Regions from separate parts of the Mus musculus genome. Here all the other regions are linked to region 2. Evidence: chromatin loops called from intact Hi-C (ENCODE). Cell type or tissue: left cerebral cortex. All regions are shown on one strand. Each heading gives the region's core, and the rest is flanking DNA. Links, peaks and the distances in the headings are about the cores only.

What was found. Hi-C counts contacts between places; a loop is a spot of excess contacts. Peaks named below come from ENCODE experiments on the same cell type or tissue, not always from the same donor. Only the 100,000 strongest peaks of a DNase experiment are listed, where the experiment ranks them.
Region 1: it touches region 2 in a loop (5-fold over the local background); 4 of 42 quality-filtered maps call a loop at or near these places.
Region 3: it touches region 2 in a loop (3-fold over the local background); 2 of 42 quality-filtered maps call a loop at or near these places.

The regions. Positions count from the first base shown.
Region 1 is chr3:80,079,537-80,087,888 of GRCm38, forward strand. No RefSeq gene overlaps it. Among named protein-coding and RNA genes, the nearest start is that of Gm36569, 200 kb to the left of the region's middle. In left cerebral cortex, for the core only: a CTCF peak has its summit at 431 (motif pointing right); DNase peaks (open chromatin) are centred at 475, 1,246, 1,769, 3,767 and 3 more places; H3K4me3 peaks cover 718 bases; H3K27ac peaks cover 4,880 bases.
Region 2 is chr3:80,156,225-80,164,576 of GRCm38, forward strand. No RefSeq gene overlaps it. Among named protein-coding and RNA genes, the nearest start is that of Gm36569, 270 kb to the left of the region's middle. In left cerebral cortex, for the core only: no CTCF peak of the experiment used is centred there; DNase peaks (open chromatin) are centred at 1,989, 3,335, 4,408 and 5,555; H3K27ac peaks cover 2,784 bases.
Region 3 is chr3:80,243,212-80,251,563 of GRCm38, forward strand. No RefSeq gene overlaps it. Among named protein-coding and RNA genes, the nearest start is that of Gm36569, 360 kb to the left of the region's middle. In left cerebral cortex, for the core only: no CTCF peak of the experiment used is centred there; DNase peaks (open chromatin) are centred at 4,415, 5,563 and 6,968; H3K27ac peaks cover 2,582 bases.

The sequences.
Region 1 (8,352 bases), core at 252-8,251, 77 kb before region 2:
ATGGTGCTAAGTCAAAGTGGCTCCAACTTTATGGAGATAGTCAATTTGCATAGGAGTTTCTTAGAGAGAGACTAATATTCTCTAAGGTTTACCAAGTACATCAGTCTCTGACTTGGTCCAATTTAGCTTGTGGATTTAGCATGCCGATTAAATCTGAGGAGAGAATTTAGTTACCAAGTTTTTCTTTTCGAATCATTTCGAATTTTAAGTATACACATTTTGCAAGTCCTTCTTTTACAGACAGCTTTAGGTTGGATGCTGAAGGAGAGAGAGGATAACAGAAACGAGAAAAAGCTAAAGGGATGTGTAAGGAATAGAAGAAGGCTAAAAAGCTGAAGAACGGCAGAGAGGTTAGTGAGAGGGGAAAAAAAAAACAAAAAAACAAAAAAACAGAGAGTACGGAGTACAGGCTCTGCGCCACTAGAGGGCAGGGCAGCACTGGGTAGAACGCCATCTTTAGCAAGTTCTTCCCCCTCTAAAAAGAAACCTGGGGCTGAAAATGAGAAAGGGAAGAGGGAAGGCATGGAGGAAATTAGGAACGAAGGGAGTGCAGTTGGGTGTAAGACAAGTTTCTTTTCAGATTCAAGCACGAGAGCAAGAGGAAGAGAGGAAGGATCATTTTTCTGTACCCTGACAAGACTTAAAGTGAATGTTTCCCAGCACCTGAAAGGCAGGGACTGAAAGACTACCATTTGTTGCTCACCTAAGGATTTTCCCCCTCTTCTTCCCGGAAATGCTCAATCTTAACAATAGATCTTTCCAAGAACTGTCTGGGAAGTATAAATAGCTGGCTGCAGCTACAGTTTGAGATTTTGACGTTGCTGTCTATTTCTTCTGCTTCTGGTTTTTACAGAGGATTTTTTTTTTTCTCCCAAGTCTCCGTCCGACGCAGCCAACTGAAACAATGTTTTTTTTCCTTTTTCTTTTTTCCCTAGACAAGTAATTTAAAGACCTAACATTTTCCTCTACAGGGAGGGCGTCGACAATAGCAACTCATTGTTTTTAAGTGATTTCATTTAAATCCACATAAAACAAGATGAAGTACGTCACAATGACCCCCTCCTCTTTTTAAGGTTATAACCTATTTTAATGACTGCTTTGATATACGTCGCATGGCATCTTAAAAATTCAGAAACGGATGTCTCTGAATTTAGATTTAGAATCAAGATATGCAGCTTTTAGTACAACATGCTTTTGAGAGAATTGTAAAGATGGCGTCTTGTTAGGGCTTAACAAGAGACGAGCTAAAAAGGCTCCACTGTTCAGTGGAAATAGCTTGCTCCCATCTTCAGTATCTAAAAACTGCGTGTGTGTTTTATTCAATCATTACTTAAAAATTAAGACACTGTTGGGGACCAGAGATAAAATGTGTCTGGAATGTTTTTGGTGAATGTTTCAAGACTGAGAGAAAGTCCTTTTAGAAAGGAATTTGACTATAGGTGGCTCTTGCTTTAAATAGTAGCTGTACCCTCTGAAACATATCTGTCAATTGATTTTTTTCTAAATGGAATTATGTTTTTTTATTGACTCATGAAAATTTCAGAAGTGCTTTTTATTATTTTCCAGTGATATCTACATTTAGCTTTGAGGTTTTTCTTCCTTGCAAGTAAACAATATGAAAACATTCCCAGAAGCGCAATGTTTGTAAAATGTAGGCCTCGGTTTCAGTTGTCTGCAAACAGTTTCTCTGTTCTTTATGTGTTTCAGTCAGGGATTGAATTTTTGGGCAAAGCTAAGCCATTGCTGTGTGTAAACATAGGTCTTGGTTATCGTAGCATTCAGACTGCTCTCAGGCCACTTTTAAAGACACATAAGCCATCATTTCCAGGCCTCACTTCCAGTCTTCAGTGTGATGTAACAGCTGTCTCTTGTTTAGTAGAGGAAATGTCTGAGAGGAAAAACAGTTCCCGAGTTATCCTGTCTACAGACAGCTCTTCCACTATCATTTCCTCATTAGCTGAGAAGCGTGGCAGCATGACTTTGTCGGGAAAGAACAACGATGCTCTTTTCCTGCGACCAGGGAATTTAGAGCTGGGGAAGACGCTTCTTCAAGGCTACCAGGTTTGTTTTAAATTCATAAAATAACCCATTCCCTAAAAGAAGAATGGTAGAATGTCAAAGCTGTTCAGTAAAACACAACTATTTAAACCAAGTGTCAGGTGGGTAGTTAGTTACTCTGGAGACTTTTCTCCCAAAAGAATTTGGAATACACTAACACTAGGTATGAAAAAAGTAAATAAACAAAGAATGAGAAATATATCTTTCATCACGTTTACATGCAGATAAAATCAACTTAAGCACAGAACATGGATAATTTGTAAATGTCAATTTCTTTAAAAAGTGAATCTAAATTTTATGAATTTAAAAATTTGTCACATAGCTTGTGTGTACTACCCCTAGATTAAAATGGCCAAATGTTGACTACAGTCATCATAGAACCAAAGCTGAGCCAATTAGGATTTACCAGTCTTCTTTCTTTCTTCATACAACTGTCTCAGCATGGTAGTAAAGGTTCTTCATCCCAGCTAAGAAGGTAGGGGCATATGGAACTCTGTGAGTTCAAGATCTGCCTGTGTCTACACAGTGAGTTCCAGGACAGACAGGGCTACCTAGTGAAACTCTATCTCAAAAGACAAAAAACAAAATAAAACAACAACAAAAAAATTCAAAGATTGTGTTTTGTGAGAGATTCCCAATAAATTAACACAGCCAAAATTGAGGAGTTATTGTTTAAATTTATTTGAGAGGCTACTAGTAAGATATTAATTTTACTATCATTACTTCTGTTATTATTTCTATGGATAAAACATGCTTGTTATTTCACTTGACATGTTTTCTGGTTCCACAGGAAGATGCAGACAATGGAGTACAGATACATAATACCCCACTGTATATCTACAACATATTCTCTATCCATTCACCTGGCTGGTTCTACATCCAGGTTATGACATGTATGCACCTTTCCTTACTCTGGTTTCATTTCCTTTGAAGAGATGCTCCAAAGTGAGATAGCTGGGTCATATAGCAGTCCTATATTGAGTTTTATTTGTAAAGAACTTCTATATTATTCTCTATAATTGTCATACTATAATTCACATTGGTGTTAATCTGACCAAGAATTAATATTCAGCATGTAAAAGAAACCCCTACTCCCCAAATAACCCTTAAACCTACATAACAATTAAAAATGGGAAAATGTTCTGGGCAGAAACTTCATAACAGGAAAGAGGAAATACAAATAATAATTTTCTTCCTAGCTCGTGAGTAACAGACAGATTAATTAAATTATCCATGTTAACACAGCTAATTAGCAGAGAAGCAAGGAGTCTAACCTCTGTGAGGTCACCGGAACCCTCTGGTGCGCACCATTTTTGGAGAGTTACTGACCCAGAGTGTATGCTTTCAGCAAGATGGCACCAGGGATATTCATTAGAACGTCGATCAAATTTGATTGAGCCATTGCCTTACTTTCACACCCTCAGCCCCCTCCCCCCCAGGCCCATAATTTAATTTGCATTTTGCAATTGTATTTGTCATTGAGTCTAATTAAAATTTTTCCAAGATTTCTCACATTTGCCAATTTTGAGAAATGCTTTGGCATTTTCAATGAGACACTTTCAAAACAGCTTTTAATAGAAGAAAAAGGGAATGCTTTTTAGCATGTACTGACTGAGAAATACTGGAAGGGAGAGAGCATTTCTTTTAGTCCAACCATGAATCAGGCACAGAGCTGCAGCCAGGTCTTTCAGACTATCTGAGACACTGACTCACGTGTGATATCATGACTTGAGCTCTTCCATCGTTTAACCAAATTGTGTGGCCCTCAAAGGTCAACATGATGAAATCACTCATTCAGAAACTCCTTGTCAAGAACCCACAGCATTACGCAATTCAGTTATTTTGTATAGGTATCTAAAGAAGAGTTGAAAGTAGGAGTTGCTTGATCATAACATTGATTTTTTTCTCTAAGTCAGTTTTGGGGTAGGGATGATTATCTGTTTACTTTCATTTCGTATGGAACAATTGGATAAAGAACTGGGATTGACATAAACCATTGAAGGTCAGTGAGAAGAAAGCAGTGGGTAAATAAATATAATACATACCATTAAGTATTTAGAAACATTGTCTTTATCAACTACCGTAACAGGAAACAGTGTTCTTGTCTGCAGCCAGCTCAGGATATGTTTGTGTCACAGCCACAGAGACTGTGAAGGTATTGACAACTGCTGTCATCTCTCTGGGCCAGACTGTGGCTATTTTGTTATGTATGTCTCTCTTTTGGTCTAATACTCTGTTCTATTGTTTTCATTTCAATTAATATACATATACATACATACACATACATATATATACATATAATATATAAATGTATATTTATATATGATGATTCAAGGTGATATTTGAAACAATGAAGTTCAACCTTTTCTCTAGTCACACACCCTTTCCGACCTCTGTCAATATTCTACATACAGCTTTACAAGTTTTACTTTTCAAATGTGGGGAGAATGTACAGAAATATGTACAGAGAATGTACATATTTCTGTGTCGGACTAACCACGCAACATATTATCCTATAGATCTATCCATGTTGCTCCAAATGGCAGGCTTTCCTTCTTTGTAGATGAAAAATATTCTATTGAGTAAATACACACCAAGTCCTTTGTATCTATTCAAAATTCTGCTGGTTGGCACACTGATTCCATATCTTATTGGCATATCTCTTGATCTTGTTGTTTCTTCTCCATAGGGCTGTTTCACAAGCCTCATCAATAGGGATGCAGTCAGGGAACAGATGGTGGCGCATCCCACTTTACTCCCACTTCTTGAGGTTTTTTTTTAAGGCTCCAGTTAGCACTCACGTTTCACTGGAGTTTAAAAGTGGGAGGAGGACTAAGCTGATGATAAAGCACAGAAGAATTTATTCACCCGCTTCAGCCTCCACAGTGCCTTGATTCTGAAGACCAGAAAGAAGTCACAGATAGGAAATGAAATCTCATTTTTCATGCATCTTAAGTGTCAACCCTTGTAGCAGCAAGGACAGGGAGAGATGGTGTAGTAGAAAGGGCAGGGAGAGAAGGGCCTCAGTGAGTCAGTTCGTTTTCACAAATTTCTAAATTAAAAACATTTCCTCAACCCCAGGGCATACTCACCTGTTCCTCTTGGGAAAATATAATCTTGGCTTGTCTATTGTCTCACCTTCCACTGCTGACCTTGGAGACTCCAGATGCTATTATATATATAATTCTGGCTGCCCATCTACTACTTCTGGTGCAGCTAGGATCCAAGGAAGCCCTGCACCAATGACTCCTGGATGCTGTGTACTGTTTGTGACACCTGCAGGGACATCCTACAAAACTTCCTTGACCTGACTTCTCATCCCAGCGCTGAGATCAAGTGCATGCATTTAACTCAGGGGAAGCTACTAAGCAGCTTTGGGCCTTTGGGCATTATTGTGGCACTGATATTTATCCAAAGCCTAGTCTTCTATCACTTGCCTGAAATTTAGATACTCAATAGTTAATGCTTTTAGTATTCCATTAGCCATAAGTAGCACACGCATGTCCACACACACATACACACCATGCTATCATGCTTCATTTGATAAATGAAAAAAAAAAACCCCAAAATTTAGCAAATAGTTAACTAAGTCAATGATTAGTTTTAAAGAGTGCTGGGAACGCATGTAATAGAAGACAACGGAAAACCTAGGGCAACAGTGTTAATCAGAGAGGAGTCTACAAATATGCAGTGAGCAATTGTCACCCAAGCCTCCACAAAGAACCTTGCGTTTTATCACTTTTTGCTGTCACCATAGCTGTCAATTTCAAAAGTCCACAAAGTAGCAAGACAAAAGTAATAAGGAGCAGAAGTTGCTAGGACACAGCTCTAAGTGCACACGACATTTGGAACAGGGAGAGAAGCATCCATTGTAGTTCTTCAGTGTGTATAGCCTCAGTTCTGACACCTCCGGTGTGTTGTAGCCAATAACTCTAGGTCCTACACCTAGGATATTTACTCAAACTAACACCAGGATTATGCTGATCTGCATGATTAGAAAAGGCCTGAAGAAAATGACAGCTAGTTGCAAAAAGATTTATGAGACCTCATTCCAAAATTCACTGTAGATTCAGTGTTTGGTTGGAACGACTCCTTGCCACTGCACAAGCCAAGCTGGGAAACTCATCTGCCCTCCCCCACGCCCCAGAGACAAGTCCCCCACCTGCACAGAGAAAACTCCAGGCTAGCATGTCATCACTCCTGGTCTCTGAGTTTCAGGCAACCCACCCAAGAGTGCCTACCCTGGGGCTTAGGTTTTGATCATGTAGGGACACAATCCCAGCTCCTAGCTGACTCCTCTCCTAAGCTCTATGAAACTCCCTTGCTTTAGCCCAGGTATGCAACTCCACTGACCTCCACTGGTAAGATTGGTGAGTTCACCCAAAAGCTGCCTCCTAGCAAACCTGCTTTTATCTACTCTTAGTCTGGTCAAATATGACCTATATCTGCATCACCGAGGAAGAGAAATAGTCTATTAGTTAGGACAATGCTAAAATTCAGGTGAAGGGCAGCATAAACGCTGGTTTGCTGTTGTGCAGCACAGTGGTTGTACAGCCTTCTTCATGCTCTATCAGAGGTTTTCAGGGCACAGAAGGTGTCAGATTTCTGGCAGAGGTTGAATAGGAAACACATAGTCACCCTCCTCCCATGTTTGGCAGTCATTAATTATAATTGCCTGGCTTTCTAAATCTGTTATAGAAATTCTGAATAAGTTAGATGACATGAAATAGTTAAAGTGGGAATCCTTTGGCACAATGAGGTCTAAGTGGGCTGAGCATCATTGAAGATGTCATACCTGCTTCTGGGAAAATAATGAAGACGTAAGAACTATTTATAAGAGTTCATCATGATGAACATTACTGAGTAATAGAGTATAGATTTAACAACATGCAAACAGAATGTTGTATAAAAAATATAGTGAAATGCCACTCAAAGTATTTACCAATTGTTAAAAAAAACAACACACTTATTTTCAGAGAGCACCACGGACATTCCAGAGACACCCACAAACACGTTCTGACTTACGTTAGGGGATGTCAGTAAAGGCAGGGGGCACCAAAGCATGTCATGAGCTGACATATATTCTTTTATATCTTGACCCTTAGATATTTTCTCCCCATTTGGCTCAAGGATTCAAGGATTCCAGTGTCTGCAAAGGAGCTTATCTACAAGGTGCTTTAAAAAAATCACAATCTACTGTAAGACACAGTATTAAATAAATGAAACAAAACAACCACAACTCACCAACTAAAAGTTTTATTTGGTAAGTTACCCCCCCCCCCCACCAGGCAACTTACCAACTAAAAAAAGAAATGGGCTGAAATGGTTAGAAAAATAACATATTACTTATTTGATTGATTGGTCAAAAAAGTTAAGAAAAAGCAAAATTGTCTGTTTGCTATCCTAATGGTATAATGCACACGGAAAGAAAGACCGATGAGTGTATTGACTGTGCCTTTTTTATTGATACACACTGAGTACCAATTTACTTCATAATGGCTTAGAGCAACTGTCTGCTGCCTGAGAACTAAGAACTTGCTGGACATGGTTAGCACTGTCCTCCACTTCTGGGAGCTTTACAAGTTGAATCTAGTGGTGGTCAATGTAGAAGTGTAAGAGGAAGGCTTGACTGAGGGTGACTTCATTTTGTGCTTACTTTTATGGCTGTTGGTAAGATGGTAGTTCTGGGGGACAGTAAGACTTAGTATCTATGTTGTTGAGGACCCCTGCACATTCCCTTTTTGAGGTGGCTATTCCAACATGGATGTTCACCTCAAAGCAGAAGTCATTGAGTCACAGACAGGGTAGTCAGCCATCTTTATAATACTCTATTACTATTTTATATAGAGCAGAGGTGGGGGCCACACAAAAGCATGGATGCCATGAGGTGACAGGATGTTTTGGGAGTCATCTAAAGAGCTACTTTCTATGCCTTCCATTTTTATTTTCTGTGATTTTCACTCTTTCTGTTTCCTGGTTTATTCACACAACAGAGACTTATCAGAAACAGAATGAAACAGGCCATATCATTCCCACTAAGAAGTAAACAACACTATTTTTCTGCTCTAAAATGTGCCTTCACTCTACAAACAATGAAGTTGTAGAAAATACATAGTTAATACTGGAAAATACAGAGTGGAATGGATTGTCACAATGACACAAAAAGCAAAATAGGATGCATATGATCTGGCACTAAAGTTTTAGCAGATATTATTGCCCTTCTGACATTTTAGCTTTGCTTATGCATGTTTTAGAGCACTGAGAAAAAATGACTGCTTACAAAGCTCTATGTGC
Region 2 (8,352 bases), core at 165-8,164:
CAAGGGTCACTCCTCCTGGTGCAACAAGTAGGCTGAAAACAAACCCACACCTTTCTTACTGTTCCTGAGATCTAATCCGCCAGTCTCAGCCCAGTTGTGGTCTGTCTTTTCTCCTTGATTCCACCCCAATGGATCACAAAGACCCTCTCTTCCAACTTTCCTTTACCAAGTCATCCCAACTATCAAGCATCCAACACCAGCAGGTAGGCATACTGTGTACATAAACCAGTTGAACAGGACAGGATCACAAGAAATTCACAGCTGTCATGCTCTAAGAAAATCCAGAGGTCACAGAAACCAAGGAACAAATATCCACCTAACAAAGATAAACCCAGAAATAGGCACCTAGACCTTTAGTTATCACAAACCCAGACACCCGGACACCTGTGCAAAAACACAGTTAATAAAAGCCAGGGTAATATATCTTCACTAAAACTCAGCTATCTTACAACAGCATGCCCTGAATCATATTTCAACCACAAGAAAAAGACCTTAAAACAACCTTTATGAATATGATGGAAGTGCTTAAAAAGGAAATTAATAAATCCTTTAAAGAAATCCAGGAAAACACAAACAAAGGTGTAAGGAAATTAAAAAAACCATTCAAGACATGAAGTTAGAAATAGAATCAATAAAGAATACACAAATTAAGAGAATTCTGGAAATGAAAAAAAAATAGCAATTCAATCAGGAACCATAGCAACAAGCTTTAACAGAATACAGGAGATGGGAAAGAGACTCTCAGGTCTTAAAGATAAAATAGAAGAAATAGATACATCAGTCAAAGAAAATGTTAAATCTAAAACATTTCTGACACAACACATCCAGGAACTCTGGGACACTGAAAAATCAAACCAAAGAATAATAGGTATAGATAGAGGGAGGTAAAAGAAACTCTGATCAAAGGCTCAGAAAATGTTTTCAGCAAAATCACAGAAGAACATTTTGCTAACCTAAAGAAGATGTCCATAAAGATACAGTAAGCATACAGAACACCAAATAGATTAGACTGAGATACAAAGTCCACTTTCTGCATAATAATAATAACATTAAATGTAAAGAACAACAAAAAAGAGAGAACTACATATTACCAAATAATGTACAAGAGCAGCCCTATTAGAATTATATTTGACTTCTCAATGGAGACTCTAAAAGCCAGAAGTGCCCAGACAGATATCTTTCAGACTTAGAGTCCACAGATGCCAGCCCATACTACTATACCCAGAAAAAACGTTCAATCACTATAGATGGAGAAAATAAGATATTCCACAATAAACTGAATTTTAAACACTATCTATGTATAATTTTTATGAGACTCTTGCCTGTTAGAACGAGTAGGTCTCTGACATCTGTGGATCGAGCTAGAAAAAAAAATCATTGAGTGTGAAGTAACTGACACCCCAACAGATAAATAAGGCATACTATCCCTTATCTGTTGATGTTAACCCCTTTATTGGGATGCTATAATCTGCATAACAATGGAGGTTAGGTATAAAATAAAGGATGGGGGTGAGGGCGCAGTTTTCCAAAAAGGAAGAAATTGAATATGTAGTAATGGAGAATAATTGGAGCAGACTGAAACAGGAGAATTAAATACAGTTGTTGAGGGGAAATGGAGCTAAGAGAGGGAATAGAGGGGGAGGTAATTAACATTAAGGGGCACTAAGGGTCACATGGAAACCTACTTCTATAAAAGTTTTTAAAATATATACATATATGAGAGGAATTGGTAAGCAGCATCTAACATGGAAGAAATATGTCATTTCCTCCTTTTCCTCGCAAACATGTCCAGTTATCAAAAACTCAAAATAAGTTCTCTTCATAAAAATATAAAAACATTTATACCCACTGTCACTACATTTTCTTCTCTGAACTGCAATGAGAAGTTCAATTTTATAGAGTCCTTCCTATGCCTCATGAGAGAAGGAATCACTCTGGAAAGCAGGTGAAGGGATACCCGGCATAAGCGGCACATGCTGCTGTGCCCCCACACTCCTCTGATCTTCTAAGAGCGTGCCATATACTAACTCATCTAGCAACTTCAGCACAACTGTGAGGAAGTTATTTCCATCCTACCAATAGGTGAAGTGTTCAGACATAGAAAGTTTAAGAGGTTGTTTCAGCTCATAGAATTTCTACCATGCACACTTGATATCAGAACGAATGCCAGTTTTTACCACAAAGGATATGTCTCTATTCTGTCTGTCTATCTGTCTGTCTAATTGTGTGCATGTGCACATGGTGTGTGTGTGTGTGTGTGTGTGTGTGTGTGAGAGAGAGAGAGAGAGAGAGAGAGAGAGAGAGAGAGAGAGAGAGAGAGAGGTGCTTTGGGATGTGGATGAGCCCAAGCCATGATGTGGGTGTAGAGATCAGAGGAAACTGTTAGTAGCTGGTTCTCTCTTTTCACCATGTAAATTCCAGGAATCAACCTCAGGTTTTCAGGCTTGTGCAATGAGTACTTTCACCCATTGGACCATTTTGCAGGCCATTTGTACATTAATGCAGGACAGTTATTCTTGAAAAACAACAATAAAAGACCGAGTTTTGTCTGGCTTCTTCAACTGACTCACTGGAGGTAATTTCTATTCTGTAACCCAAATCAAGGAAACCCATGAATAATTTCTTTCTATCCACATCATAGTTATGAACATTGAAATGATGCTACCAACAGAGAAAATTCTGGACACCTATGGATGAAATACTTTTGACTGTTTAGCTGATTATGAGTCTGTACATACATAGGGTCTGAAATAACTCCAGTCAGAGGAAAATTACCATAGACCATTAATACATTTCCTACAATTCACAAGAACACAAATATTAAAAATATAAGGTAGAAACTGACTGAAAAAGATGCTCAACATTAAGTTATGTCCTCTGCATGTACATGTACATGTGTGTTAACATTTCACCTCCAAACCCATGCATGCACACACACACACACACACACACACACACACACACACACACACACACAGAGAGAGAGAGAGAGAGAGAGAGAGAGAGATGTACACTCACACAGAAAATAAAAGCAAATCTGGAACTCTGTATCATGAAATATTCACAGTCAAATAAGCAATATTTAATCCCTGGATCATGTAAGAGGAAGAAAATATTTCCTCCATGTATAGAAATAGAGACAGAAGTGAAGATGTGATGCCTTTGGCAGACAAGAACATGAGAGCATGAGAACTTACATCACAAATATGCTCCATCTGCTAAGGTAGAGGAGAGGCAAAAAGAGAAGTGAAGAATACAAATCACCTTTTTAAAAACTAAAAACAACAAACCAAACCAATCCAAACAAACAAACCAATGCAACCAACCCCCCACCCAACTAACCCATCAACCATCTACCCAACCAACCAACCACCCAACCAACCAAACAAGCCAACCAGGGTCTGAAATAAAGTGTAACTGGATTGAATTGACGGCTATTAGTGCAGAAAGAGAAAACAGTTTTGAATGTGTTTTACATTCATGACAGGCTGGAGTGAAACTCAGAGGGAAAGCATATACAGGGCCATGGGCTAAGTCTCTTGCAACACCTTCTCTCTGCTCTCAAATAAAAAGGACAGAGAAAAACAAATGTAAAACCTAATGGTCAGACCTCCATCACCTTCTGGGGAGAAAAAAAAAACCCTCATAAAAATACTCTAGGCTTTTGAGAAGAAGTGGGAAGAGTGGGACTTTCAACAAACAATTTTTAAATTTGATGAAAGGGACAAATCTACTGATGTGATGTGAGGCTCAGAGAGTTTCAAGCATAAGCAATACACAGGCAAGAATATCAACATCAATTTCCTGACCAGTAATTAAAAAAAATCTTAAAAGCAGTGAGAGAGAGAGAGAGTTAAAATTATTATAGATGAGTACAAATAAGGCCAAGAGAGGATTATGTGCAGGCAGGTAAGCCAGAAAATAAGGGTGGCAACTCATTACAATCATGGGAAAAATCTTTAGATATAAGCATGAAAAAATCTTCCCCAAATTAAGAGGGAAGAAGGAGAATCTTGAAATTTTTTGAAAGAGTTGCAAGTATAATTTTTAAATAATATTTCCATTATCTAGACATTGAAATGAATTATTGTGTCATAAGGAATCTGATACCAGATGGAAACTTAGTTCCATAAAAAAATAAATATAGAACTCTAAAAGTAGTTAAAATGAGATGAACTTGAAAGTTATTTCATGGTTTCCTGTGCTTCCAAGGATAGAAGATGTTAAAGGCAAAAACAGGAGCTACGCATTTGGGGGTTACAGAATACGAAAAAGCAAAATTTATAACTATAAAGAGAATAACAAATGCAAATTAAAACCACACTGTGACACTTTCACACCCACTGGAATGGCTAAAATTGAAAGTACTGTCTTAATCCAGCAAAGATAAAGGAACACATCAAGATAGCTGTACAGCCCTGTGTGACTCTGTTACATAAGATGGTGGCACCCACAGACAGTAGAGATAGATTTTATCTCACTTACTATGAGAATAACCTTGGGAAATTGGAACAGAAAGCATGAGATTTCTCATCAGTAGAATGAGGGTAAAATAGAACGTATGTGGTGCTGGAGAGTTGGCTCAGTGTTCAAGAGTACTTGCTGAGCAATCATAAGTATCTGAGTTCAGATCCTAGCACCCACATAAAAAGCTGGGTATGGTCACAAATGCCTGTAATGATAGTGTGGAGGAAAGCAGAAGCAGGAAGATTCTTGGGAATTGATAGCAATCAATCCAGGCTCACTGAGAGACTCTGTCTCAATGAAGGAGGTCAAGAGTGATCTGGTAGGTACCCAATTGCCCTGCTGGCTCTGTACCATGCCTTCAGATGTGCATACATACACATATGGGCACACTATACATCCCTCCCTACCTACCTACATACACACACATACACACTATACCCACACACATATGTATATAAAGAAGAACTTTCTAGATGCACATATGATATTATGTTAATTATATTCATTATCAACTGAGGAAGTTTAAATTACAACTTCCTGATAATATATATATATATATATATATATATATATATATATATACACATATACACACACACACACACACACATATATATATATATATATATATATATATATATATATATTCATTTTTTCACAAGTTTTCTGATCCTAATGTTGCTCTTAAACAATCTTTACTGAGTCAGTAACGTATTCTATTATGGGAACAGTAAAATTCATTTCTCTATGTTTATTGACATCTTCTAAGACATATATGTGTGTGTGTGTGTATAAAATTTGTAGCATTTAAGATTAGTAATATTCAAATATATGCTGTGAGAATTTGTTGGGAATTAGTTCTAATGCTTTGTCTTAATTCGGCTCCCAAAAGCCGCACTTCCAGACCTGAGGATTTCTGCCCTCAGCTGGCTTTGATTGGTAATAAAGAACTGCCATACAACCAATGGCTGGGCAGGGAGATGGAGGCAGGACTTTTAGATAGCATGGGCAAGGGACTGAGGGGAGAGGGAAAAAAGAGGAGAACTTCCATGTCAGGGAAGAAAAGAGAGCAGACTTAAAGGTTTGATGCCATGTAAGAATCCAGGAAAATGGCCCTAGGGGGTCACTTCCTCGATTGTGTATGGGGTAGCAGAGATAAAATGTAGATTTTAAAAGCTGTTAACTCAGGAATACCAGAGGGGAGTGTGTGCTAGGCGTGGGGAGGTTTAGAGGTGCCCAACCATTGAGCTAGTCAAGGCATATCAAAATTGGCTGGCATGTGTGTCTTGCATTCCCAAATCCAGAGTTCTTGAGCGGGAGCATTGGGAGCCTAAAGCAGATTAACTACTTGACTGCTACAAGAATTAGAAACACAGGTTTCAGTATGTGGACTTACTCAACTTTTGGATTCTAGCATTATAGGCAACAGAGAATTACAATGTGGGATTGAGTTTCGTATTAAGTTCTCATATTTATTTTTTACTATTCAAATTAAGAGTTGATAATCATTTAAAATCAAACAACTTATTTGGCATCACCAAAATAAAAAGGTAAATGTTGAGGAAGTTGATACATAAAGACTTGCATATAATTGTTAATGGCTTTATTTTGATGCCTGTCGACACATACACAGCTTCATTTTGTTTTAAACTTGGTCAAGCAGTATATAATGTGAAAATTTTTAGCCAGAGGTTGAAGAAGGAAGTGTCAGACCAATACTGAAGACTGGAGAGGCATACCTCTGTGATAAGGGGACAAGCTCTTTCTTGATAAACTTCTAGTTTTCATTGACAACTGCTGGTCCAATATTCCATTTGGAAAAGCTGTGGGATTCTTCCACAGTAACAAGGGCCCCATGTGGTTAAAGGCCTTTAGAATATATATTAAGTTTCCAAATGCTTTGGCAATACCTTCCTCCTAACCACAACTTTATGGAATCTAACCTAATTACTGGTCTAGACACTGAGATAGAACAGGATTCATTGCCTGTGCTATTTCAGCTCACTGTGCCCCGTCTCCTTCTCTGCTGGGCTTTCTATTTTATGGTTTCCAGGAACTGTGAAGAGTGAGGTCATCCCTGGGCCAGGAACTTCCAGTGGAGGGTGAGAGACATATGATGGCCTTACAACTATTCTCTCCAATTCTATATTGGGGGTTATAGGAAAAATGTTTGTGCTTCTAAACATACTTTTAGTGAGAAGAAGTTTATGAATCTTTTTATTTCTTCATATGATTCATGATTACATGACCATAAATAAAATGAAAAATATAGAGAGAACTATTAAGATATTACACAAATCTACAGGAATAAGGGTCCTGAATGACAAGGTGCTAGAACTGGAGATGAGAAGACACCGAAAACAAATAGCTGTGACCAGGAGGCCTTGCATAAGTTGATGGCCTATGCAAACAAGTTTATTAAGCAGCACACACAGCTTCTTATATACTATTTGCAGGGGGAAAACGGCCAAGGTCAGCAGAAAGTCAAATCAGACAACGTTGGAATCAGACAATGTTGGTCGAGAGAACACAGGATACCTAACACACAGCTGCATTAGTAATGATAACCACAGCCCAGGGGAAAAGTTGGATTCATAGAAACGGCAACCTTGACTCCTTTCTACTGGCTTCAGTCCCAGACTTGAACTTACCCACTCTGCTCCTGATCTAATATTTCCTTTGTCCTTTCATCAGGGTCTCTGAGAAAACCTTGGATCTATCTGGCATCCAGCAAATATCACATTGAAGTTTCCATTATTATGAGAAAAATAATAAGTCAATTAGTATAGTCAAGTCCTGAGTACAGGAGCATGAAAGCTAAGGCTTCCCAGAATGGTGCTGGGGAAACAGCTCAGCCTGTAAAGCGCTTGCTGGATAAGCCAGATGACCTGAATTTGGTTCTCAGAATCCACATTAAAGGGGGAAAATAAAAAGGCTGGGTGTGGTGATATGTGCTTATAAGCCCAACATTGAGAAGTAGAGATGTGGAGCTCATTGGTCAGCCAGGCTAGCATACTTGGTTTGCTCGAAATGAGTCACAAACAAGTCAGATGGTTCCTGGGGAATGATACCTAGACTTGCTTTCTGGTCTCCAGATGAATAAATACACACACATAAAGACTTGCATGCATGGCACTGGAGAATATGTGTGCGCGAGCGCGTGCACACACACACACACACACACACACACACACACACACACACACACACACACCATTCCTTCTATGTCTGAAAATGGTGGCAGTTGTTTTATAGCTTTTCCAGAGACCAATGGTCAGGGTTAAAGCTCTTACAGAGTAAAGACCGAAACATCCTTCACTACATTTCATCAAGGCATACCAGTTCTCAATCTTTCATACATGGTCTCCCTGTTCAAAAATCACGATAGAGGATATATCAAGTCCTATCATAGAGAAAGTAAATATGAAAATGTATAATTCAAACATGTGAGATTATGTGTGGGCAGCATAGCACAAAAGCAAAAGCCCTGACTCCGAAATTGAAGTATTCTTTCACAGCGTTGTTGGTATTTGGTTCAGGGTTATATGGTCCAACACAGGGATGATAGGCAATATATTTTAAGCCTACCATTAGAATTTTGTAAACAATAAACTGCCATTTACAAATACTTCTTTAAAATACAAGATACATATTTTAGAGAAATATTAAAGGGTATAAATAAAAAATATTTTTATAGAAGGCTTTCTAAAATACGTGTCCTTGTTGCCTCTTAGTGAATGGTTCTGCATCCCATCTAGTTTGGGATGGAAACCCTATCTAATACTTTGCCCATTTCTACATTGGGAATATTTTGAGAGGTTATACATTGAGGTTCTGCTACTCCAGCATGTGAAGATGGGCAACTTTGTCCATCTTTGAAACTAT
Region 3 (8,352 bases), core at 252-8,251, 87 kb after region 2:
AAAAGAATGAATTTATGAAATTCCTAGGCAAATGGATGGACCTGGAGGGCATCATCCTGAGTGAGGTAACCCAATCACAAAGGAACTCATACAATATGTACTCACTGATAAATGGATACTAGCCCAAAACTTAGTATACCCAAGATATAAGATACAATTTGCCAAATGCATGAAACTCTAGTAGAATGAAGACCAAAGTGTGGACACTATGCCCCTCCTTAGAAGTGGGAACAAAACACCCATGGAAGGAGTTACAGAGACAAATTTTGGAGCTGAGACAAAAGGATGGACCATCTAGAGACTGCCTTATCTAGGGATCCACCCCATAATCATCTTCCAAACGCTGACACCAATGCATACACTAGCAAGATTTTGCTGAAAGGACCCAGAGGTAGCTGTCTCTTGTGAGACTATGCCGGGTCCTAGCAAACACAGAAGTGGATGCTCACAGTCAGCTATTGGATGGATCACAGGGCCCCCAATGGAAGAGCTAGAGAAAGTATCCAAGGAGCTAAAGGGATCTGCAACCCTATAGGTGCAACAACATTATGAACTAACCAGTACCCTGGAGCTCTTGACTCTAGCTACATATATATCAAAAGATGGCCTAGTCGGCCATCACTGGAAAGAGAGTCCCATCGGACACACAAACTTTATATGCCCCAGTACAGGGGAACGCCAGGGCCAAAAAAATGAGAATGGGTGGGTAGGGAAGTGGGGGGGAGGGTATGAGGGACATTTGGGATAGCATTGGAAATGTCATTGAGGAAAATACGTAATAAATAAAAAAAATAATTTGGAAAAAAAAAGAAATTGAAGGAAGAGAATAAAATTCTTTGGTTCACTGTGAACAGAGCAAATACCACACTGCAATTAAGTATGGTTTATGTGAGATCAGAATACCTAGCTTCTTTTCTGATTTTGACTACATCAGCTAGCATTCTTGGAGGGCTTCATCCTCTCAGGCTATGCATTTAAACCAGAACAATGATACGAAAGATCTCTGCTCATCCTGATCTTCTGGGGTTCTGGCAACTGTCCACATGGAGGATGACAGTGGGAAACAGAAAATGGGCGCATCCTGCGTCACCTTTCCTGAAGGATTATGAGGACAGCAGTAATGACAAAAGTGACTTTGCCTTTCTCCCTGCAATGACTTTCCAGCTGGGACTGGGTTATAACTCATGTTCAGTCACTGGGTGCACACTCATTACCCTATTGTCTACGCTGGGCGACTGGGGCTTCCATATGCTGCTAGTCTCCTTTCTGACTTGAAAAAAATACTCACCATTGACTCTAAATAGCAAAATAAATATGTTTGATGCCATATTCCTATTATCCCTCCATTTACCTCTTACAGCCCTTGGAAATTAGTGAAAAATACATTCTTGGATTTGCTATAAAATTTTACTTTTTAAAATGTCTCATTTGGTTACATTTAAATTTTCTTTTCTGTTTGTTTGGCCCTTCCTTCCTTCCTTCCTTCCTTCCTTCCTTCCTTCCTTCCTTCCTTCCTTCCTTCCTTCCCTCCCTCCCTCCCTCCCTCCCTCCCTCCCTCCCTCCCTCCCTCCCTCCCTCCCTCTTTCCCTTCCTTCTTTTCTTTTTCTTTCTGGTTCTGGTAGTAAGCTCCATGGGTCAGTCATACTTGTAGATAATGTTTTTGAACAGACGTTGTGTTGGTTGATGATTAACTGAAGTAGATAACTTAAAAGGCAGAAAGTGGGTTTTTTTTTTTTTTTTTTGGCTCATGGTTTGGAGGTGCCAGTATGGAGGGTAGAAAGAAAGACATTAACCCTGAAAAATCCTGACTTTTGATAGTGAGAGTGGCAGCCATTGTGGGAGGCCAGTGGCATGAAACTAAGAAAACCAAAATGATGTAGGAATTGGGGTAAGAAACTAGAGAAAGATTTGGTTTTCCTCTCAGCTCCCTCAGAGTAAAACTGATAAATTGTGTAAGTTAGAGACACACAACAGAGTTTCTTTCTTTCTTTCTTTCTTTCTTTCTTTCTTTCTTTCTTTCTTTCTTTCTTTCTTTCTTTCCTTCTTTCTTGCTATAAATATTTTAATTGAAAATACAACAAAATTCTTGTATTCAAGGCATTTATATTTAAGGCAAAAACATACAAAAATGTGAATAGTATATATTATATACTATTGATAAAATGAAATACTAGCTATGATAACAAACATATAGTAAAAGAGAACTTGGTAATTAATTAAGAGCTCCAAAGAACAATGTTCCAACTGGACTATAAAAATGCTCTTATCAGAAAGTATTTATCACAGTCCTGACAAAGGAAGTCCATTTTAGAGACTAAAAAGTTAAACTTATATTTCACAACAGAGTTTCACATTCATATATTTTATGGTGATTATCAAGTCACTGAGCACAGTTACTCATTACTTAGATCTGTTTTATTTTGTGGTTTGATCAGTTAAAAATCTACTCTTTAAGTGAACTTCAGCTAGTCAATAAAATACTGCAAACAATACTCGCTATTTTGTAAATTAGGTTCCCTTTGTAGCTGATAGTTTGCCCTTAGTCAACCAGTACGAACTGAATGGCCAAGATTACCCCATGCCCTATGAGAAATCAGGTAAAATGAACCCAAAACAGATTCCCAAATGATAAAATGATGAACCCAGGACTGAATATGAGAGATTAGAGTTTGAGGAGAGACATAAGATACAGTTGAAACAAAAAGAAAATTATTAAAATGTCCTTGAAAAACTCAAATAAAGAGTAGAAAAGGAAAACATGGCTAAGTGACAGATAATTGATAGAACTGAGGCTGTGAAATGGGTGAAGCCTAGGTGACAAATCTGCGGCAGGAGATTTTCGGAATGAGACAGGATACACCTCTGTCTTCACTCACAGTGTTAAGAGTTCATTTAGTCATGTCACTAACAACCACAAGATAATGACAGCTCATAAATAAAAGCCCATCCTAACAAGAATGATCAAAGAGGTGGTACTCATAGCCACAAACTACTTCCTCTGAAGCCTAGAAGCCTCTCCATTATCAGTTGCTTGGATGTGAGCAATTTCAGGATTTTAAACATTCATTGCACATTATTAACTATAATAAAAACCTCACAGAACTTCTATATTATCTGTATTCATTGGCACAGTATAGATTTTAAATGAAAAATCAACCCTTAGAATATCCAACATAAAGAGCTAGAAGGACCAAGGCTATCTGAATATGAGAGAGAGAGAGAGAGAGAGAGAGAGAGAGAGAGAGAGAGAGAGAGAGAGAGAATGTATTTATTTTGAGGTCAAATTATTTTACACTCTCTCCTTCCATATTGTTTGCAGCCTTGAAATACCTTACTCTTTCAAGAATATATGGAGTCAGAAGGGAAGCCCACACACTATTCCTCTATATGATCTACTTGTTTGGCATAAAGAATGAGTGGCCTAGAGATGAAAGGACTAAAGTATAGACAAATAGGTGAAGAAAGACAGACACACATACAGTGATTTTTGTGTTTTCATTTTTCCACTATCTATAGAGTATGGTCTGTTATAGATATCACAAGCTGTTACTGAGTTCAGTTTTCAGTTTCTGAAGAAAAATTTAGACATGATATGGAGAGGTGATTAGCCTTGTGTGGGTGGTCTGTTAATGAAGGCAGGGCAGGCTATGATTGGGTAGTGTGATGTGAAAGGCGGGCTGCTATTGGCTGAGACTTAGCTACTCATAAGAATATATTCTTGTGCTTGAGACTGAGTTTAGTCAGTAAAGGGTTGATATTGAGTGCTTAAGAATCTGAGTTCCAGCATGGGAAAACATATAAAAAAGTCACTTGTGGCAGTGTGTGCTTGTAACTCAGTGCTGGGGAAGCCAAGACAGATGTATCCAGTTCTCTGGCCAGCTAGCTTAGCCTTGTTGGCCAGCTTCGGTCCAATGAGTGCCCCTGTGTCAAAAACCAAGGTAGGCAGTGCATGAAAAGTGACACCTAAATTTGCCCTCTGGCCTCAACACTACATACACACATGTGAGTGTACACTATCACATATTTGAAACGCACACATGCACACACACAGACACACACAATGACACACACACACACACACACACACACACACACACCAATTCTGTGTCAGGCTGCAGTTTACTTACATACTCACTTAGGTTGCAGTTTGTAAAACAGAAACTCAAAAGGTCTGGAGTCAGCTCAGGCCAAATTTAGTTTAATTTAATGCCACCCTACCACTTCTTGGAATTCTTTTCCTGATAGATTTCATCACATTCTCTCTTCTTATTTTCATCAGATAAGTGGTATTTCTTGTGTATTTCAGTGGGGGGCGGGGAATGCAGTGTCTTATATTTGTTAGGAGATTCTATCAGCTCTTGTTTAAGAGGACTGTCTTTTCTCACCACTGCAATGGTAGCCTAGGCAATCCTACCTGAGCTGTTCTTAATGTGACTCCCACTGGCTTTCTTGCTTGCCATGTTTTTGTATGCTCAAGCCCCACCTGCTTGGACTGCATCTCTTCTCCACATTAATGCTCCTTTCTAATTCTCATTCTCTCTCTCTCTCTCTCTCTCTCTCTCTCTTTTCTCCAGGAACAAACAAACAAAATGAAACTGCATTCGGATCTGCTGGTGTAGCTTATCAAGACTCTTCTGGGTTTCCACACTTGGATGTTAGTCTTTTGTGGGGTGATAATTTTCCATTTGCACTTCTCTTTTGTCTCCTTTCCCAAGCGTGAGAACCTGCATGGCTTAAGCTTTGCTCCTCTCAACACTTTGGCTGCACTCGTCAGCACAGAGATGTGTGACACATAATGAAACACTAAATGTCTCTTATTGCCAGGGTCCACACCGAAGCGGGCAATTTGGTTTATTGATTTTAAATGTTCCTAAAAACATAATAGATTGTTTTGTTTGTTGTTGATGATCTTTGTTAAACTTCCAGGGAATAAGCTACAATATTGTCAACTGTGGCAATCAACAATAGCAATACAATCTCTACCTAGCAGATAGAGATTGATAGATCAAGAAAATTTGTTATTACCATGGAACATTTGTTTGCATTTAGGGAAAATGTTTTCTATAACATAGATTTTTATATAATTATGATTTTTAATTCATAATTCTATGTGTAATTGTAATTTCTATTTTTTTCTAGAGATTTATGGTGTATTAAAGCCTACACATCCCACTCCAAGAGGCTCTGCATGGTTTTCATAAGGTGCAATTTCTCTTTAATTAACACCAAGAGCTACCTGCACTTTAGAATTGATTCATGATTAATCAGTCATATTTTCTAAAAGGCATTCATTTTGATTAGATGGTAGGAAAATTAGCCTGGGATAATTCTTATTTCATTAGATGTGCTCTCTCCTTGTGTTGCCGAAGCTCACTATTTTGGATCCCTAAAGCGATTCCCACTTCGGTTCATATTACTTTTCTTTAATGAAAATTAATACTTTTTTCCCCACTGCCTACTGCTGAGCTAATTTTATTGCAGATGATGTTTGTCGGTTTCCTTCTATTTTTATCCCACTGGAGAGTGACTCATTGTCTTTCATTTAAAAGCACCGTGTTTTCATTATGTTCCAGAGAAGCCTGTGCAGATGGGTAAGAAGCACCCTTTGAAATCCACATCCTGGTGCCAAGACGTGGCTAACGTTTTACAGGCTTGTCAACTCCAAATTCCTCTTCCTGTTGGATAGGAAGTCTATGCTGTGGATTCTAATGCTAAGTAATTGGACACTTATTAAATTGTATTTAGGGGTTGGCATCATTAGAGTTGAAGAGTCTGGGATTCTGTTTCCATGACCTGTGTGTGGTGCTTTTGCGCTGAGCTTTCGTTAGCATCATTAAATACAAATCTAATTATAATATAAGCGATCTGATTGCCGTAATGGAGACTGGGGCATAATTTTCTTTGTAAATTGATGAGCTATATAAATCAGCCATCCAAAGGGATACCCAGGAACAGACCCGAGAACACACTGAGATGTTGCCATTAAAGTTCATCTTTTTTTCTTTTCAAAATTATTTGGAATTCAGATTATGTTTATATTCAATGTCCTTTTCTATAAAAATGTTTTTGATAGTCTTGTAAATTCCTAAAAAAATTAATCAAACAAAAAACAAAGAAAAATTCCTAAAAAAAATTAATCAAACAAACAAACAAACAAAAAACTTTGCTGAGGTGTTGATACAAATTTTTATAAAATTTTGTACCATTATGTGAGGAATTTCATCTGTGATTATTAAACTTTTACATTAACTTATGTAGGTGGCTTTGTGGTGATAAGCATTTGTAGAAGTGATAATTATTTGATTTAAAACAAAATGTTATCATCAGTGGGTGTGTATGCATGCAACCTCTCTCTCTCTCTCTCTCTCTCTCTCACTCTCTCTCTCTCTCTTTCTCTCTCTCTCCCTTCCTCTTTCACAGACACACACACAGACAGACACAGACAGACACACAGACATACACACACAGACACAAAGGCACACACAGACACACACAGACACACACAGACACACACACACACACAGAGACACACACAGACACACACACACACCCCTCATTTGATTAATTGTAGATCTTAGACTAAAGGGTAAAGCCTCCCAGAGAAGTAAACATTTTGCTTTAGGCCTGGCTTACAGAAATCATCCCTGAATTTCTATTTGCATGTTTGTCTCATGGACAGCCAGTTCAAGGAGGCATGTCTACTCTGCTGGAATTCCTGCCCTCACTTCAATAGGGGCCAACTCCTTACACTGCTGCAGTTTAAAGAAGTTCTTTTAACATGAATAAATTATCACATTTGTCCGTGCTCCTGTCTTATCTTTTAGTATCTTTGACTCCATCTGGGGCCTGCAGCCCTCTGCTTGTTGTTGTTGGGGCTGTGTATCTAGTGTTGAGAGTGTTGATCCAACCCTCTCGCTATGGATACATTCTGTGGGCACTCTGTATCTTAGCTTGGCTAAGAATCTGTAGCTTGTAGGTGGCTTGGAATTAGAGCTGAGTCATTCTGCAGATTCTGGGTGTGGGATCTGTTTTGCTGCAGAAAAGCATAGTGGTGCCTTTGTGCTGGATCAGGTAGGTATAGTGTTGGGTTTCCAATTCACAAAGGCGCATTTTGGTCCATGCCTTCACATCAGGGCAGAGGCTATGTGGCTGTGCAGTCAATAGGGTCTCCCTTCTGTAAGTGTCATAGGTAATTTCTTCCTTGGCAATAGAATTTGACCTCGTAGGTGACTCTTGATAACTCATTTCAGAGTCTGTAGCTGTATCTCTTTTATAGAGCATACAGCTAGCTGTAGATCACTTCTGTAGATGAACTAGAGTGACCTTTGTCCCATCCGGTAAAAACCCTGATCAACGTAAGTCAGTGTTAGATGATACTTACAATATATTTGGACTCTACATACTTTGGGGAATATTTCTCAGAAGTGCAAAGAGAAAGGGAAAAAGGAGAACTTCTTTTCTTTTCCTTTTTTTTTTTAAACATGGGCAGAAATGACATGAATTAAATGTGCTGTTTTTACTTACTCTATATGCTAACACAGTGATATGACATTTTGTGTCAAAGGAAGTCAAAAGAAAGCAGCCCGGGGAAGAGCTAAATGACCACACTAGTCATATGCACATGTGTGCGAACCTTTACATATGTGTATGCAAGCATAACAATAACAGTTAAAGAAGAGACCAGAGATTTGGGAGGTGGGTACAGGAGTGGTCAAGGGACAGAGGGAGAGGGTCAGAGTGATCTAGCAACAGAGGTCATGTATGAAGGTTCTAACATAAATTATTAAATTAAAATAGAAAACCATCACAAGTGAAAAGTTTTCACTCGTTTTAGTTGATAAAATGAGTTTTAAACTGGGCACAGCAATTTCCTACGTGCCTAAGAGATTGGGGTAAATAGTATAGTCTGGAAACAAATGCAGACCCCAAACGGAGGAAAACATTAAAAATTAAGTGCTTCAGTCACAGGCGGACCATGAGCCTGTAGCCCAGACTTGTGGGCATGCTTCAGAGGTCGCAGTTCTCTCTCCAACAGCTTCAGAGTGAACCCCAGAAAGAGACTGCGGCTGCTCATATTGATGGTTTCAGGAAGCAAGCTCCAGATCACTAACAGAGGTTTGCAATGGTGCATTTGACAAGGGCTTCACACGTTTCTGCTGTCTGTGTCAGCGTTCTCCAGTGGCCACTAGCGTACGTACGGCATATTTGTTACATGTTACCAGTTCTCTGCATACTGCCACATTTTTTTTTAGGATATTATCGACATATCTTTGGTGTCTGGAAGATTCTCCTTTGCACCATCCGCTTCAGTCTTTGAAGAAATTCTACTCAAGTGTTGCTTCCGTCGGGGGT